Linked DNA regions of Homo sapiens: region 1 is linked to region 2. A link is an interaction called in ENCODE POLR2A ChIA-PET data of the cell type or tissue named here. Cell type or tissue: Panc1. All regions are shown on one strand. Links, peaks and the distances in the headings refer to the core of each region. The heading gives the core; the rest is flanking DNA.

Evidence for each region. Peaks named below come from ENCODE experiments on the same cell type or tissue, not always from the same donor. Only the 100,000 strongest peaks of a DNase experiment are listed, where the experiment ranks them.
Region 1: POLR2A ChIA-PET joins it to region 2 with 5 read pairs; 1 of 35 experiments calls an interaction of 5 or more read pairs at or near these places.

Annotation. Positions count from the first base shown.
Region 1 is chr7:36,493,192-36,500,584 of GRCh38, forward strand. No RefSeq gene overlaps it. Among named protein-coding and RNA genes, the nearest start is that of AOAH-IT1, 100 kb to the right of the region's middle. In Panc1, for the core only: no CTCF peak of the experiment used is centred there; no DNase peak of the experiment used is centred there; H3K27ac peaks cover 942 bases.
Region 2 is chr7:36,761,005-36,768,809 of GRCh38, forward strand. No RefSeq gene overlaps it. Among named protein-coding and RNA genes, the nearest start is that of AOAH, 40 kb to the left of the region's middle. RefSeq lists an enhancer at 1,509-2,708. In Panc1, for the core only: CTCF peaks have their summits at 3,987 and 4,186; no DNase peak of the experiment used is centred there; H3K27ac peaks cover 299 bases.

The sequences.
Region 1 (7,393 bases), core at 1,225-6,224, 270 kb before region 2:
TCCCGAGTAGCTGGGATTACAAGTGCCCGCCACCATGCCCAGCTAATTTTTGTATTTTTAGTAGAGATGGGGTTTCACTATGTTGGCCAGGCTGGTCTCAAACTCCTGAACTCAGGTGATCCACTTGCCTTGGCCACCCAAAGTGCTGGGATTACAGGCGTAAGCCAGAGCACCTAGCCAGTTTTCAATATAGAGGTTTTACATGTCTTTTGTCAGTTTACTCCAAAGTATTTAGTGCCTTATGATATCATTTTAAGTGAAATTTTTAAGAAAATACACTTTCCAATTGTCTGGGCTGCAGTATGTAAAAATTACAGCTTTTAGCAGAATATAATTTTATTTTTATTAGAGAACTTCTTTTTTAGAAGCATAGACATTGCAGATTGTATAGGCAGCCATGGATAAAATTTAGTCCTTCAAATAAAATTCTAGCCTGAAGGTTAACAAGAATTGGATGACAGCTGCACATAGCCTGAATTCACATGGCTGGGCTTTTTTTTTTCTGCCTCTAATGCAGTGCACCATTGCAGCCTTTTTTTTTTCCCCCAGTGGACTCCTCCACTATCAACTTTCTTCCCCAGAGGAGTGGTACATTATTTGCTACAATCAATGAACCTACATTGACACATCATTATCACCCAAAGCCCAAATATTTTCTTTATGTTTCGTTTTCTTCAGTTTGAGTATGATATGCCTAAGTGTAGATTTTTTGACACGTTTATCCCTCCTTGGTGTTCTCTGAACTTCTTGGATCTGTGGTTTGGTGTCTGACATTAATTTGGGAATATTTGTCATTTTTGCATCAAATATTTCTTCTGTTCCTTACTCTTTTTCTTCTCTTTGTATTCCCACTGTAACTTATGTACAGTTCTTGGATATTCTGTTCCAGTTTCCACCCCCCACTTTCTCTTTTCAGTTTGGGAAGCTTCTGTTGACATATCCTCAAGCTCAGACGTTCTTTCCTCAGCTGTGTCTAGTCTACTAATGAGTCCATCAAAGGCATTCTTCCTGTTACATGTTTTTTATTTCTAGCATGTCTTTTTGATTCTTTCTTAGAATTTGTATCTCCTTGATTACATTGCCCATGTTTTTTTATTTAATTTTTAATTTTTAATGGGTATATAGTAGGTATATATATTTTTATATATATGCTTTCTATTACATGTTTTTTAATTCTAGCTTGTCTTTCTGATTCTTTCTTAGAATTTCTATCTCCTTAATTACATTGCCCATCTGTTTTTTTTTAAATTTTTAGTTTTTAGTGGGTACATGGTAGGTATATATATTTATGGGGCATATGAGAAATTTCGATACAGGCATACAAGGCATAATAATCACATCAAGGTAAATGGGTATCCATCGTCTCAAGCATTTATTATTTCTTTGCATTATAAACATTCCAATTATACTCTTCTAGTTATTTAAAAATATATAATAAATTATTATTGACTGTAGACACTCTGTTGTGCTACCAAATACTAGATTTTTTTTTTTTTTGAAATAGAGTCTTGCTCTGTCGCCCAGGCTGGAGTGCAGTGGTGTGATCTTGGCTCACTGCAACTTCTGCCTCACGGGTTCAAGTGATTCTCCTGCCTCAGCCTCCTGAGTAGCTGGGATTACAGGCATGCATCAACATGCTCAGGTAATTTTTGTATTTTTAGTAGAGATGGGGTTTTGCCATGTTGTCCAGGCTGGTCTCGAACTTCCAACCTCAAGGTATCCACCCACCTTGGCCTCTCAAACTGCTGGAATTATAGGTGTGAGCCACCACGCCTAGCCCCAAATACTAGATCTTATTTCTTCTATCTAACTTTTTTTTTGTACGCATTAGTCATCCCCACTTTCTTCCCCTCCACTGTGCCTAGGCTCTGGTAACCATCATTCTACTCTCTGTCTTCATGAGTTCAATTGTTTTAATTTTTAGCTTCTACAAATGAATGAGAACATGTGACATTTGTCTTTCTGTGCCTGGCTTATTTCACTTAACATAAAGACCTCCAGTTCCATCCATGTTGTGGCAAGTGGCAGCATCTTGTTCCTTTTTATGGCTGAATAGTGCTCCATTGTGTATATGTAACCACATTTTCTTTATCCATTCATCTGTTGATAGACACTTATGTTGCTTCCAAATCTTGGCTGTTATGAATAGTGCTGCAAAACATGGGAGTGCAGATATTGCTTTGATATATTGATTTCCTTTTTTGGGGTATATACTTAGCAGTGAATTGCTGGATTATATGATAGCCCTATTTTTAGCTTTATGAGGAACCTCCAAACTGTTCTCCATAGTGGTTGTACTAATTTACATTCCCCCAAACAGTGTACAAGGATTCCCTTTTTTCCACATCCTCGCCAACATTTGTTATTGCTTTTGGATATAAGCCATTTTAACTGAGGTGAGATGATACCTCTTTGTAGTTTTGATTTGCATTTCTTTGATGATCTGTGATGTTAAGCACCTTTTCAGATGCCTGTTTGCCATCTGTATGTCTTCTTTGGAGAAATGTCTGTTCAGATCCTTTGCCCATATTTAAGTTGGAGTATTAGAATATTTTCCTGTAGAATTGTTTGAGCTCCTTATATATTCTGGTTATTAATCTCTTGTCAGATGGATAATTTGCAAATATTTTCTCCCATACTGTGGGTTGTCTCTTTTCTTTGTTGATTGTTTCTTCTTCTTCTTCTTCTTTTTTTTTTTTTTTTTTTTTTGAGACAGAATCTTACTCCATTACCCAGGCTGGAGGGTAGTGGCATAATCTTGGCTTACTGCCACCTCCGCCTCCCGGATTCAAGCGATTCTCGGGCCTCAGCCACCTGAATAGCTGGAATTACAGGTGCACACCACCACACCTGGCTAATTTTTGTATTTTTAATAGAGACAGGGTTTCACCATATTGGCCAGGCTGGTCTTGAACTCCTGACCTCAGGTGATCTGCCCATTTCAGCCTCCTAAAGTGCTGGGATTACAGTTGCGAGGCACCATGCCTAGTCTGTTGTTTCCTTTGCTATGCAGAAACTTTTTAACTTGATGTGATCCCATTTGTCTGTTTTTGCTTTGGTCGCCTGTGCTTGTGGGGTATACTCAAGAAATCTTTGCCCAGATCAATGTCCTGGAGAGTTTCCTCATTGTTTTCTTTTAGTAGTTTCATAGATTGAGGTCTTCTGCATATGGATATCCACTTACCCATCTGTTCTTACATGTTGTCCATTAGAGCCCTTAGCATACTCTTCATAATTATTTTAAATTCCTAGTGTAATAGCTCCAACACCCCTGTCATATCTGAATGTGCTCTGATGCTTGCTCTGTCTTTTCAAACTGTTTTTGCCTGTTAGTGTGCCTTGCACTTTTCTGTTGAAAGCCAGTCATGACATATCTAGTACTACTTCCATTGGGCCAGGCATGGTGGCTCACACCTGTCATCCCAGCACGCCTGACATCCCAGCTGAGGAGGGAGGATCGCTTGAGGCTAGGAGTTCAAGACCAGCCTGGGCAACAGAGTGCGGCCCCGTCTCTACAAAAACAAAACAAAACGAAACACCCCCACCCCCCACTTACACTGGATGTTTCTGCTTCTGGGATTCCACTTCAGTGAGTTGGAATTCTCTGTACCTTCCTCTCTCTCCAGTGCTTGGGAAATGGTTTGCCCCGTGACTTCAAATCTCTGGCAGATCTAAGAAGGGTTGTTGATTTTTCAGCCTGTCCAGGCTTTTTCTTGTTAGGATGGAGTGACAACTTTCAAACTCACTACATGCTGGATCAGAAAACAGAAACCTCTCAGTGTAATTTCAAATTACATTTATCTAATTATAAGTGAAGTTAAACAGATTTTTATATTTTTTATGTGTAAGGTGCCTTTGATTCTATTTTCTCTTAACTTTAGCCATTCATATCTTCTGCCAATTTAAAAACTGAATTGTTAGCTTTTTCCTTCTTGCTTTTTAAGAACTCTTCATGTCCTGGGGAGATTAGCTCTTCGTCTGTGAAATGGGGTGTGTGTCCCCCCATTTTGCCACTTGTCTTTTGACTCTGCTTACAGTATGTTTTCAACGTACAAAAACTTTTACTTTTAAGAAGTCAATTTATCAACATTTACATGGTTTCTGGGCTGGGTGCAGTGACTCATGCTTATAATCCCAGCACTTTGGGAGGCTGAGGCGGGTGGATCACTTTTAGCTTAGGAATTTGAGACAAGCCTGGGCAACATGGTGAAACCCCATCTCTACAAAAAATACAAAAATTAGGTGGGCGTTGGTGGTTTGCACCTGTAGTCCCAGCTACTCAGGAGGCTGAGGCTGGAGAATCACTTGAGCCTGGGAAGCGGAAGTTGGAGCGAGCCAAGATCTCACCACTGCACTCCAGCCTGGGCGAAAGAGTGGGAACCCATCTTGAAACAAACAAACAAACAACAAACAAAAAATGGTTTCTGGGTCCTGAGTCAGGCATGAATTCTAAAAGAGTTTGGAAATGCATAATGATAAAGAGGAATTATTTTATTATTATTATTTAAAACACCGTTTGCCATAATTGCTCTGTCTCCCAAGGGAGTGGCATACTTTCCCTCCAGAGCAGAGTTTTTGGCAACCCCTCCTTGCCCCTACTAATGAATCATTTAATGTGAAAAGAGAGCCCTCAGAGGAACAACATAATGAGAAAAGACACAATTTACTCTGCACAATGATAAAGAATGTGTAAGTTTCAAGGAGTACCTCCCTTAGGGCTTCAAGGGAGGAGTGGAGGGAGAGGAGGAGCAATGAGCAGTGTCGTGGGGCCAGCTGCAGAGGAGGGGCCCCGTGGAAAATCCCGGGGTGGGGCACTAAAAGGCAGGGACGTGTGACTGACTTCCAGTTTTAGGTCATGTGCTACTCTGTGCTACAGGATAACTTTCTGCATTATTCCCAAACCATCATTAAATATGCACTGGCACAGCAAACAAGAAGAAAATGGGATGAGGTATGGTCAAGAAAGCAGAAGAGGACAAATGTGGTGGCTCACCCTGTATTCCCAGCATTTTGGGAGGCCGAGGCTGGAAGATCAATTGAACCCAGGAGTCAGACACCAGCCTGGGCAACATAAAGAGAACCGGTCTCTACAAAGCTATAAAGAAAAGTTAGCTGGAGGTGGTAGTGTATGACTGTAGTCCCCGTTACTCGGGAGGCTGAGGCAGGAGGATTCCTTGAGCCAGGGGATGGGGGATGGGGTTCGAGGCAGCAGTGTGCTGTGATTGTGCCACTTCACTCCAGAAAGAAATAAAGCAGAAGAAAGCTAAAGTGGATTTCTAGCAAGGAAGATAAGAAAGTGCAGTTTGGGTCTGACTCAGGAGTAATTGTGAGACAATTCCTTTCCCCCAAATAGCCCAGAGCAGTGGTTTGCCACCTTAGCTGCACAAGAGAATCACCCAGGGGAGCACTTTGGAACCACAGAAGCCTAGGATTTCACCAGGCCAATTAAATTCAATGCTCTTTGGGTGTGGCCCAGGCATCAGGAGAGTTTTGAAAGTTCCCGGGTTATTCCAATGTACAGCCACAATTGAAAACCACTGTCTAGATCAGTGCTTCTCCAACTTTAACGTGCAAACAAATCACTGAAGGATACTGTTTAAATGCAAATTATGATTTAGTAGTAGGCAGGCCCGATATTTTGCATTTTTAACAAACTTCCAGGTGATGCTGGTCTGATGACCACATTTTGAGTAGCAAGGGATAGAGGTAGCTGACATGTGGGTTCCACATATTGTCAAATTGGCGTCCAGAAGGTTCTAATTTACACTTGTAGAGATTGCTACTTGTCCTTCTGTATCTATCCTCCCTTCTCTCCTGGTAATAGAACTGCCTATTTTCAGTTACCCGCTTGGCTAGACAAACATTTTTAGCTTTCTTTAAAGCTGCATGGCCACGGGACTGAGCTGGGCCTCCTGGGGTGCAAGCGGAAGTTGCATCCTCAAGGAAGAAAGAGTGGCCTTTCCTCTCCCCTTCCCTCTTCCTGCTGGCTCAAATGCAGTCCTGGTGGTGTTGCTTGGGAGGCTGTCTTGAATCACAAAATAGAAGTTATATGCTGAAGGTGGCGGCAGCAGAGAGAAGTGTGTTCGGAATTGGTTCCTTCTGGTGGGTTCTTGGTCTCGTTGACTTCAGGAGTGAAGCCGCAGACCTCTGCGGTGAGTGTTACAGCTCATAAAGGTAGTGTGGACCCAAAGAGTGAGCAGCAGCAAGATTTATTGTGAAGAGCAAAAGAACAAAGCTTCCATAGCATGGAAGGGGACCCAAGTGGGTTGCTGCTGCTGGCTCGGGTGGCCAGCTTTTATTCCCTTATTTGGCCCCGCCCACATCCTGCTGATTGATCTATTTTACAGAGTGATTATTGATGCATTTACAGTGCTTTAGCTAGACACAGAATGCTGATTGGTGCGTTTTTACAGAGTGCTGATTGGTGTGTTTACAAACCTTTAGCTAGACAGAAAAGTTCTCCAAGTCCCCTGACCCAGAAGCCCTGCTGGCTTCACCTCTCAATCCCCCCTCTAAGCAGGACACCCCAACTGCTGTTGGGAATTGGGCAATGACCGTTCTAGCTACTTCCTGCTGGATAGGGGCAAAGAAGGGGCCCTGCAGCTGTAGTACCCTCCAGAGGGGAACTCTTTAGGCCAGTGAAAGGGCCAGTGGGTTGGTCCAGGGGTGCTTGGTAGAAGTTATTAGTTGAGCTCATTTGGGGTTCCATTTGTAAGACCATCTGTAGCTTGATGGCCTCAATCCTAGAGGAAATAAATTTGACAAGGAGGTTAAAAATACAGTGCCCAAAGGCAAGTAATAGCAGGATGGCTGTCACAGGACCTAGAAAGGGGAGAAGCCATGTTGCCCAACTCCAGAGGTTGGTATAAGAGTTTGAAAGGCATTGTCTGATTTCAGAAGCCTTTTCCTGTAAATGCCGGTTGGCATCTCATACTATCCCTGACTGGTTAGTGTAAAAACAACACTCTTCCCCTAAGAAGGTGCAGAGTCCTCCTTTCTCAGCAGTGAGGAGGTCTAGGCCTTGGCGGTTTTGGAGAGTCACTGCTGCCAAAGAGTCTATTTGGGATTGTGGAGTAAGGATAGACTTCGTTATTTCTTGCAAACTGTCTGAGAAATCCTTTAAGAGTGTTTGTTAGTAGGATAATACATGTTACACTGTTAACTTTTAGCAAACTTTACTTTAGTTGAAAACCTTGTAAGTTTGGGATTTTAATTTTTCTTTGCTATTAATAAAACCTCTTTCAGTCCATATTAACTTAGAATTGGTATAGATGGCTCCTTCCTGATTCTGTAAGTACTTTAAGGTTTGGCTGAGTGCAAACAACTCACACATTTGAGCAGACCAATTATTAGGCAATTTTCCTAACTCTGCTTTTATAAGTTTCTTTATCAT
Region 2 (7,805 bases), core at 1,349-6,348:
AGCCCAGAACTCAGTCCCGCATCTCCTTGGCTATGAACTCTGTGGATAACCTGAGTGAACTTAGAAGGGGATCTCCCCCAGAGCCTCCAGGAAGAAACGTAGCCCAGCTGACACCTCCATCCCAGCCTTGTGAGACCTGAGGCAGGAAATCCTGCTAAGAGGTGCTTGGATTCCAGACTTGTGGAAACTGTGAGACAATAAATGTATGTTGTAAACTGCTACATTTCTGGTAATTTGTTATGCTGTAGTAGAAAACTAAGGCCCTCCCTTCCCCCAGTGGACTGTGCCCTGACAACTGTGCTCTGTGTGAAGGGCATGCTCGTTAAATACTCATCCCAGGAATTCTTAATGAATGAATGAAGCTTATAACACTCCACACCACATCACATACAATTCATGAAAACGTTGGAGGCAGAACTTCAGCATGAGCGAAGTATCTGTTTTTTAGTTTGTTTCTTTTCCCACTTCTCCATCCTCATCCCCATGTTAATATAAACAACAAGGTTACAGAAATAAAAATAGAAAACCAAAACAGTAGAAAAAAAATGGAACACCTATTTGCTAACCCCCATAGCTAGCCTAGTTGTTAATGATTAACCAAGTCACTTAAACCTGAGCTTCCTGGCAGCCTGGTGAGGAAGGAGAAAGTTTATGAATTCCATGGTTCTCGACTGTGGGATTAGGAAGTCCAGATCAGGTCTTTAGGGGGGCACAATATTTTGCACTGGATCCGTTTTTTTCTTCTTTTTTTTTTACTACTGCCCTTTGGAGCTTAGAACATGGTCTGTAAAAGTGAGCTTTCTCTAGGCAGGGCTGGCTTATGCTGTGGTATGAGAATCTCTGGAAGTTGATTGAAAAAGATTATGTATATGTTGAGAACTGCAGAACTCTGGGCACCTAATGACTCAGTACAAACCTCTGTACTAAGAGATGACCCAACTCTAGCCTGGCTTCTAGCGTCCCTGTCCATAGGATGCCCCAGCCCCTACTTAAATGCCTGCCTGAGGAAGCTAAAACCTGCCAGGAGAATTTACTATTTGTTCAAGCCAACACCTTATGTTAGGTTCCTGACTCTTTCCTTAGAGCATTTACAAGGAAGGGCTTAGACTTGCTCATTCTACATGTGCAATATGAAAAATATAGTTAATAACTGTGTATTGTATTCAGAATTTTTGCTGAATGAGTAGATTATAACTGCTCTGGGGTGGGGACTGATGAGCAACTGCGTGAGATGATCAAACGTTATTTTGTTTCACTGTAGTAACCATGTTACTATATAGTATCTCATAACATCATGTTGTGTACCTTAAATATACACAATAACATTTATTTAAAAATAAAAACAAAAAGGGCTTACATTTGTGAATATGCATCTCCTGTAACTCTGAAGTATCCTTCTCAAGGACCCGAAAGCCATTACTGTGAAAAGTCATCATCAGGAAGGCTAGGGCCCCTGTCCCCCATCTCAGTAGGTGGGTAGAATCCTAACTTGTCAACTCACAAACACAGCTGGCCCAAAGGCATTAATGCTGGCCAACCCTTCGCAGTTCTTTGCCTCTCTGAATCTGCTGAGCCCCTGCTTACCCCCTCCCTACTCCCTCACTCCCTTTGCAATCCCAGTCACCTCTATGCAAATCACAATGGAGTTCAGTTCTTTCTCCTCCCATCAGTAATTACTGAATAAAATCTGTTTTCACTGCTTTAACTAACATCTAGCTGGGTCTGTCTTTGACAATGTGTATATGTCTATGCATTTGTATGTGAGATACACATGTGATTTTAAAGGAGACCCAAGGAAGAGCTCCCAAACCCACCTGGGAGCCTGGAAAGGCTTTCTGAGGGTCCTAAGCCATGTCATGGAGGTTTGCTACCAGAGAATCCAGGAGAAAAAAACACATAAATGCTGGTAGTCAAATTCCGTAAGGAAATAAACCCAGCTTTTTGTTTGTGTATTTGTTTTGTTTTTGTTTTGTTAAGCAGATCACCTTGATGGGACAATTTGGCCTATCCAGGCAGGATCAACAAGAGGAATTCAAGGAGAAAGCAAATTGTTTTGCAAATAGAGTAAGATATGTTTTGCATTTCCAAAGGCAATGCAAGAAGGAAGGACAAACGGAGGTGGGAACAGGCTCAATCCAAGACGAGGTGAGAAGAGCTAGGGAAGACAGAGAATCCAAAGAGGGCAAGAGGCAGTGTGTATCCTGTACGCCAGTGCCCCAGCTTCTAGCTATATTTTTGTCCCCACCAGGCCTGAAGCATGACTCAGCACTTAATTACATTCCCAGAGGAAAATCCACCTCACAAGCATGACTGGTGATTTCAGTGGAAGAGTCAGAAGAAGCTTTTACATCTCGCACAGTCCTCATCAATTCCTTCCTGATCTGTCCTTTCATCTCAGTCCCCACTCAGAGGCTCTGCCTGCTGGAGAGAGGAGTGGGAGAAATGTCCTTCTTCAAAGCCAGCTTCACAGGCCCATAGCCGTTGAGGTTGCATAGGGCCCCAAGCTGAAAGAGCCCCATTTAAGATTTAATGCTGTGCTCATGCCCTCTTAAAATTATTGCTGAACTCTGCTCTGTAAGTGAAGTCCATGGGGCAGCAGCACATGCGCAGGAGCATGGAGGAGGCGTAATATGCATGTCAGCTGCTCTTTGCTGCCCATTCCCATAGAACATTTGCAATGCCCCAGCAGCAGAGGATGGATGCTGGCGGTGAGAGGTGAAGCCGGCTGGGCTTCTGGGTGGGGTGGGGACTTGGAGAACTTTTCTGTCTAGCTAAACGATTGTAAACGCACCAATCAGCACTCTGTGTCTAGCTAAAGGTTTGTTACAGACCAATCGGTCTGTAAAACAGACCAATCAGCTCTCTGTAAAATGGACCAATCAGCAGGATGTGGGTGGGTCCAGATAAGGGAATAAAAGCAGGCCACCCAAGCCAGCAGCGGCAACCCGCTTGGGTCCCCTTCCACGCCGTGGAAGCTTTGTTCTTTTGCTCTTTGCAATAAATCATGCTGCTGCTCACTCTTTGGGTCCACAACACCTTTATGAGCTGTAACACTCACCACAAAGGTCTGCAGCTTCACTCCTGAAGCCATAGAGACCATGAACCCACCGGGGAGGACCAGACAACTCCAGACGCACTGCCTTTAAGAGCTGTAACACTCACGGCGAAGGTCTGCAGCTTCACTCCTGAAGTCAGTGAGACCAGGAACCCACCCAGAGGAACGAACAACTCCAGACGCGCCGCCTTTATGAACTGTAACACTCACTGCGAAGGTCTGCAGCTTCACTCCTGAAGTCCGCAAGACCACGAACCCACCAAAAGGAAAAAACTCTGGACATGTTCGAACATCAGAAGGAACAAACTCCGGACACACCATCTTTAAGAACTGTAACACTCACCACCAGGGTCCGCGGCTTCATTCTTGAAGTCAGCAAGACCAAGAACCCACCAATTCCGGACCCAGTGGTTCCATGGAGTGTGGAGGTTCAGCAAGACTCAAAGTGAGAACGTCACCAACAAACTGAGTATGTCACCAACAAACTAAATTCTTTCCCAAGTTGATGTCGGTCTCAAAGAAAGAATATCCAATTGGAAAAGGCCGTCAGGTTTCATTCACTGGCCAGAGAATGAAGAACGTGATCTCTTGCTCTAAATGCACCTTCTCCCTAAACAATAGAAGGCGTGGGGTTGTGAAGGACTGGGTACAGGGAGGGAGAGGCATTGTTAGCATGTGGAGGGTGGGACTCCAGACACCCAAGCTCAAATTTATAAAAATTTCTTCATATATCACATGTACACAAAATGGTAGAGATTTTCTTTTAGGGGAGGGAATTTTAACATTATTATGATATGTTGATGACCCAAAGGCAACTAGGGGTCGTCTATTCCTGTTTGTGCCAGTTTGGGAGTGTTAGCTCCCTCTGGTATCTAGTCAGGGGTCAAGAAGCTCTGGCGCCATCTCAGGCCATTCGGTTTCTTTAAGCAGCTGCGCTTGTAAATTAAGGGACTAAGGAAAAACAGTAAGAAAAAAAAAAAAACTTTCCCAGTTATTTCATCAGAGCTGCCCTGGTAACAAGTACAAAGAGAATGCATTGGGTCTGCCAGTGAAGAAGCAAGCCACTGACAGCCCCAAGAAACCACACTTTCCCTTCAAACCAGTACTTGCTTGCAACACAGAAAAAAGGCAATGTTACTCTAAGAAACAACCAAGAACCCTATCATATCCTTTCTAACTCGTGTGATATCAGAGCAAGATAAGACTAGGAGAAATGTCTTTCAGAAACCCCAGGGGATATTAGTGGGGACGGAGGTGGGAGAGGGAGAGCTCTGAAACGTCCCCTGAGTATAAGGGAATTTCAGCCTTTAAAATTAAATATCAAGGAACAGGGAGCCTCCAGCTGGCTAGAGGACTCTCAGCAGTAAACACCTGGGTTACAATTGTGTCATGATCCCTAGAAAGAGGGGCAATATTATCAAAAGTCAGTTCTGCTAGTTATAGGAACACTGGCTGCTGAAACAGATAACTCCTACACATAATAAAAGTTTATTTTTCACTGGGGTAGAGTCCCAAATAGATGGTCCTGGTCATCAGCAGGTGTTGCTCTCCCAAGTGGTGATTAAAGAACCTGGACCGCTGCCTTCCTATGGCCCCACCACCCTTATTCCGTGGCTCTCCAAGTTGCTGTGGTCCTCTGCTGTAGTCTGTAGAAGGTGAAGAGCTTGGAAGATCTTGTGTAGGAGGTTCTTATAGGTCAGGCCTGGGAGTGGCCCGCATCACTTCTGCTCACATGCTATGGGCTAGAACTCAGTCACATGACTACACCAATAGCAAAGAAGGCTGGGAAATGTAGTCTTTCTGGTGTAGCCCAGAGGAAGAGGAAATGGGATCAATGAATACTAGCCAGTGAAGAAGTAGGGAAGGCATCCCAACAGAGGGAACGGCATCAATAAAGGCATGAAGGGAAGAATGCTATGGTGTCAGCAGGGAATTAAAAGCTACTTTAGGGTTGTCAGAGTGTTCCGAAAACAGAGAAGTTACCAATGGAATGCCTTTCGTCTAGCACTCGGGCCATCTCTCTTGTATACGACTAGCCATGGTTGGAGCATTTTAATGTGAAGAGTGTAATGAATATTTGTATACTGGCCAGGGGAGTGGTGTGGGGCAACTGCCTTTCCTCTTCTCTTCCCTGCCTTCAAAGTATTAAGATAAGCCATAGAGTGGGTGCAGGGAAGAAGAGGCGTGGAGTAGGGTGATCAGGCTGTAGCCTGGTTAAGTTCTTAAGCTACAATGCTTAAGAACATCATCTTGTGCTTCTGGATAGCTTGCCATCACTGTCAATCAGACAGAAACTTGGAGCTGACACTTCAGGTATCAAGAATTAGCATTTGGTTGGCAAGTTCTTTGTCTTCCTTTCCCCCAGGAGCTTCATGTGCACTATTGGTGACTGGACACAGAAAATGGAGGCAGGACTGGTTTTAACATGACTACCAGCAGCCATGTTACTAATCTAACTGTTCTCTCAGGTACACCCACCTCCTGCTAATGGCTTCCTCAGGCTCTTGCTGTGCTGTTTTATTTCTTCTTTCAAAATGCCTAGAGAAAGAGCCTAGAGCTTTCCAGGGAAATAGTGACATCCTCTGGGAACACGATCCATGGCCAGTGTGAGGTGTATTATAAGGTAAAGGAAGCAGCCATCTGCATTAACTAAGTCTAGCCAAGGAAATTGTTTCTGTCTGCCTGTGCTTGACAAATCAATTGATCTGTTACACTGTTCCCTGGATTTTCTGAGAGCAAGCTCTCAGCTTTTCTGCACAAATATATCCCAGTATTGAACTCAAGTAATAGACAGAAGGTTATCAGTGATTATAAGAGAAAAGAGCCTTTCTATGACATCACTTCTCAGCTCGAAATTGCTCTTATCTGAGCAGTTTCCTGCGTCTTTACACAAAGCATCCCTTGTTTAGGGATGCTGTCTCTCTTGTTCCTTACAGGTTGCACAAAGTGAGCTGCTAAAGAACACTAGCTACAGCCACCACCTTCCTTCCAGACTGTTTTTTATTGCCCTGTGGCTCACTTCATGATGTTCATACAAATCCTTCTCAATGTCCACTTCTGCCCCCGTCATACTGCAACCAAAATGTCCCAAAGCGACATGAACTGATGCTTCATGCACTTGTGGGAAGGGCTGGCTTCATAATTTGCAGGGCTCAGTGCCAGATGAAAATGTGGGAGCCCTTGTTCAAATAACAGGAAAAAGTCCCATCCAGGGTACTAACTAAAATACAGATCTCATTTCTCTTTCTTCTGCAGTTTCTCTCTGGCCTTGCCGTGATGTTTGTTATCTCTTTGTTTAATATTATTCTAAGGAAAGAAAAATTAAACCCTTAAATTATTAGCTTGAATTTTCTCATTCATATTAGTATTGTGCAATATAATTTAAAATGCAATTATGAGGTTTAAATGCAAATATAAGGGCACTTAACTCTTATATGGAATCACCAAAGCCACACAATTCCTATTTCCTATTTCATACATTCATATATGTTTATTCTCTCCAAAAGAGTGAAAACGCTGCACAAAAACAAAACCCTCATTCTTTTTGTTTCACTTCTTCATGTGCACACCTGCTACCAATACACTCTGCCTTTGGCTTACTGATGAGGAAGGAAGGACAGAAAGGAAAGATAGGAAATGGCCTGTCTTTCCCTTTCCTTCTATGCCATCATTTTCAGTACATGGTTGGCGACTACAGGGAGCTAACAAAAATAAGAGAGGCCATGGCAGGATTCCTTGGTCATTCATGTTTTTCAGGATACCACTGCCTCCTTTCTGCATGTGAAGAAAGCTCTGGCTGGAACAGAAAGCACAGCCTTCAGGACTCCTCAGGCCCCCCACTCACTCAATTGTACACATAACACACTGACCTTGAACTCCCTTTGAGTCCTGCTGAACTCCAATGCATATGGGCCAACCAGGATTCTATACTCATGGTGCATCTCAAAGGCACATGGGGTGGTGAGGACCAGGACCATGCACATGATAAAAAGTCTGTTCTGCTCATTGCCCATGCTCTATTGCCCCATTGGACTTCATTTACAAAACGCAAGCTCAAAGAAAAAAAAAAATTAGAAATTTCAGGATGGCTATGGCACAGCACTAGACAAAGTGTGGGGCCCTTCTGAGGCTGGCCCTGGGTGACTGCATAGGTCACTTGCCTGTGAAGCCAGTCCCGATGGTGGACCACTCCGAGACAGAAATAAACTACATTTGGATAGCTAATCCTGCGGGCCTGATTTTCTCCACCAGAATTTTGACAACGGTAGTCAGATAGGACACATATAGATCTTACATTATCTGGGAGGATTTTGAATTATTGGATCATAACCGGGAATGAAAATCATAACCAGTTATGATACTGCTAACTTAGGTGCCATTGTATTCAAAATTCCCTAAAGACCATCCATGGGGTGTTGATACTAAGTCTATCAAAGAACTGGTGAAAGCCTTAGTCTGTATTACGTGGAATATGGTCTGGTCTGTCCCAAACTATATTTTGGTCTCTAAAGCCCTACTCCTGTCTTGTTCCACAGCAGTTACTGGCAGCTTAACCAGAAGGTTAATTCAGATCGATGTGTTTCCCTTCTGTATTCCTTTTTGCATACTGGCTCATCTTCCAAGATCCATCACTCAAACTATGCTCTATCTATGGAAACTGAGTTTGAATGAAAGTATAAAATGGAATTAATTCCTAGAGAGAAGTTAGATTCTGGCAGGAATGCTTTTCCATTTTTAGGCTGCTTGAGAA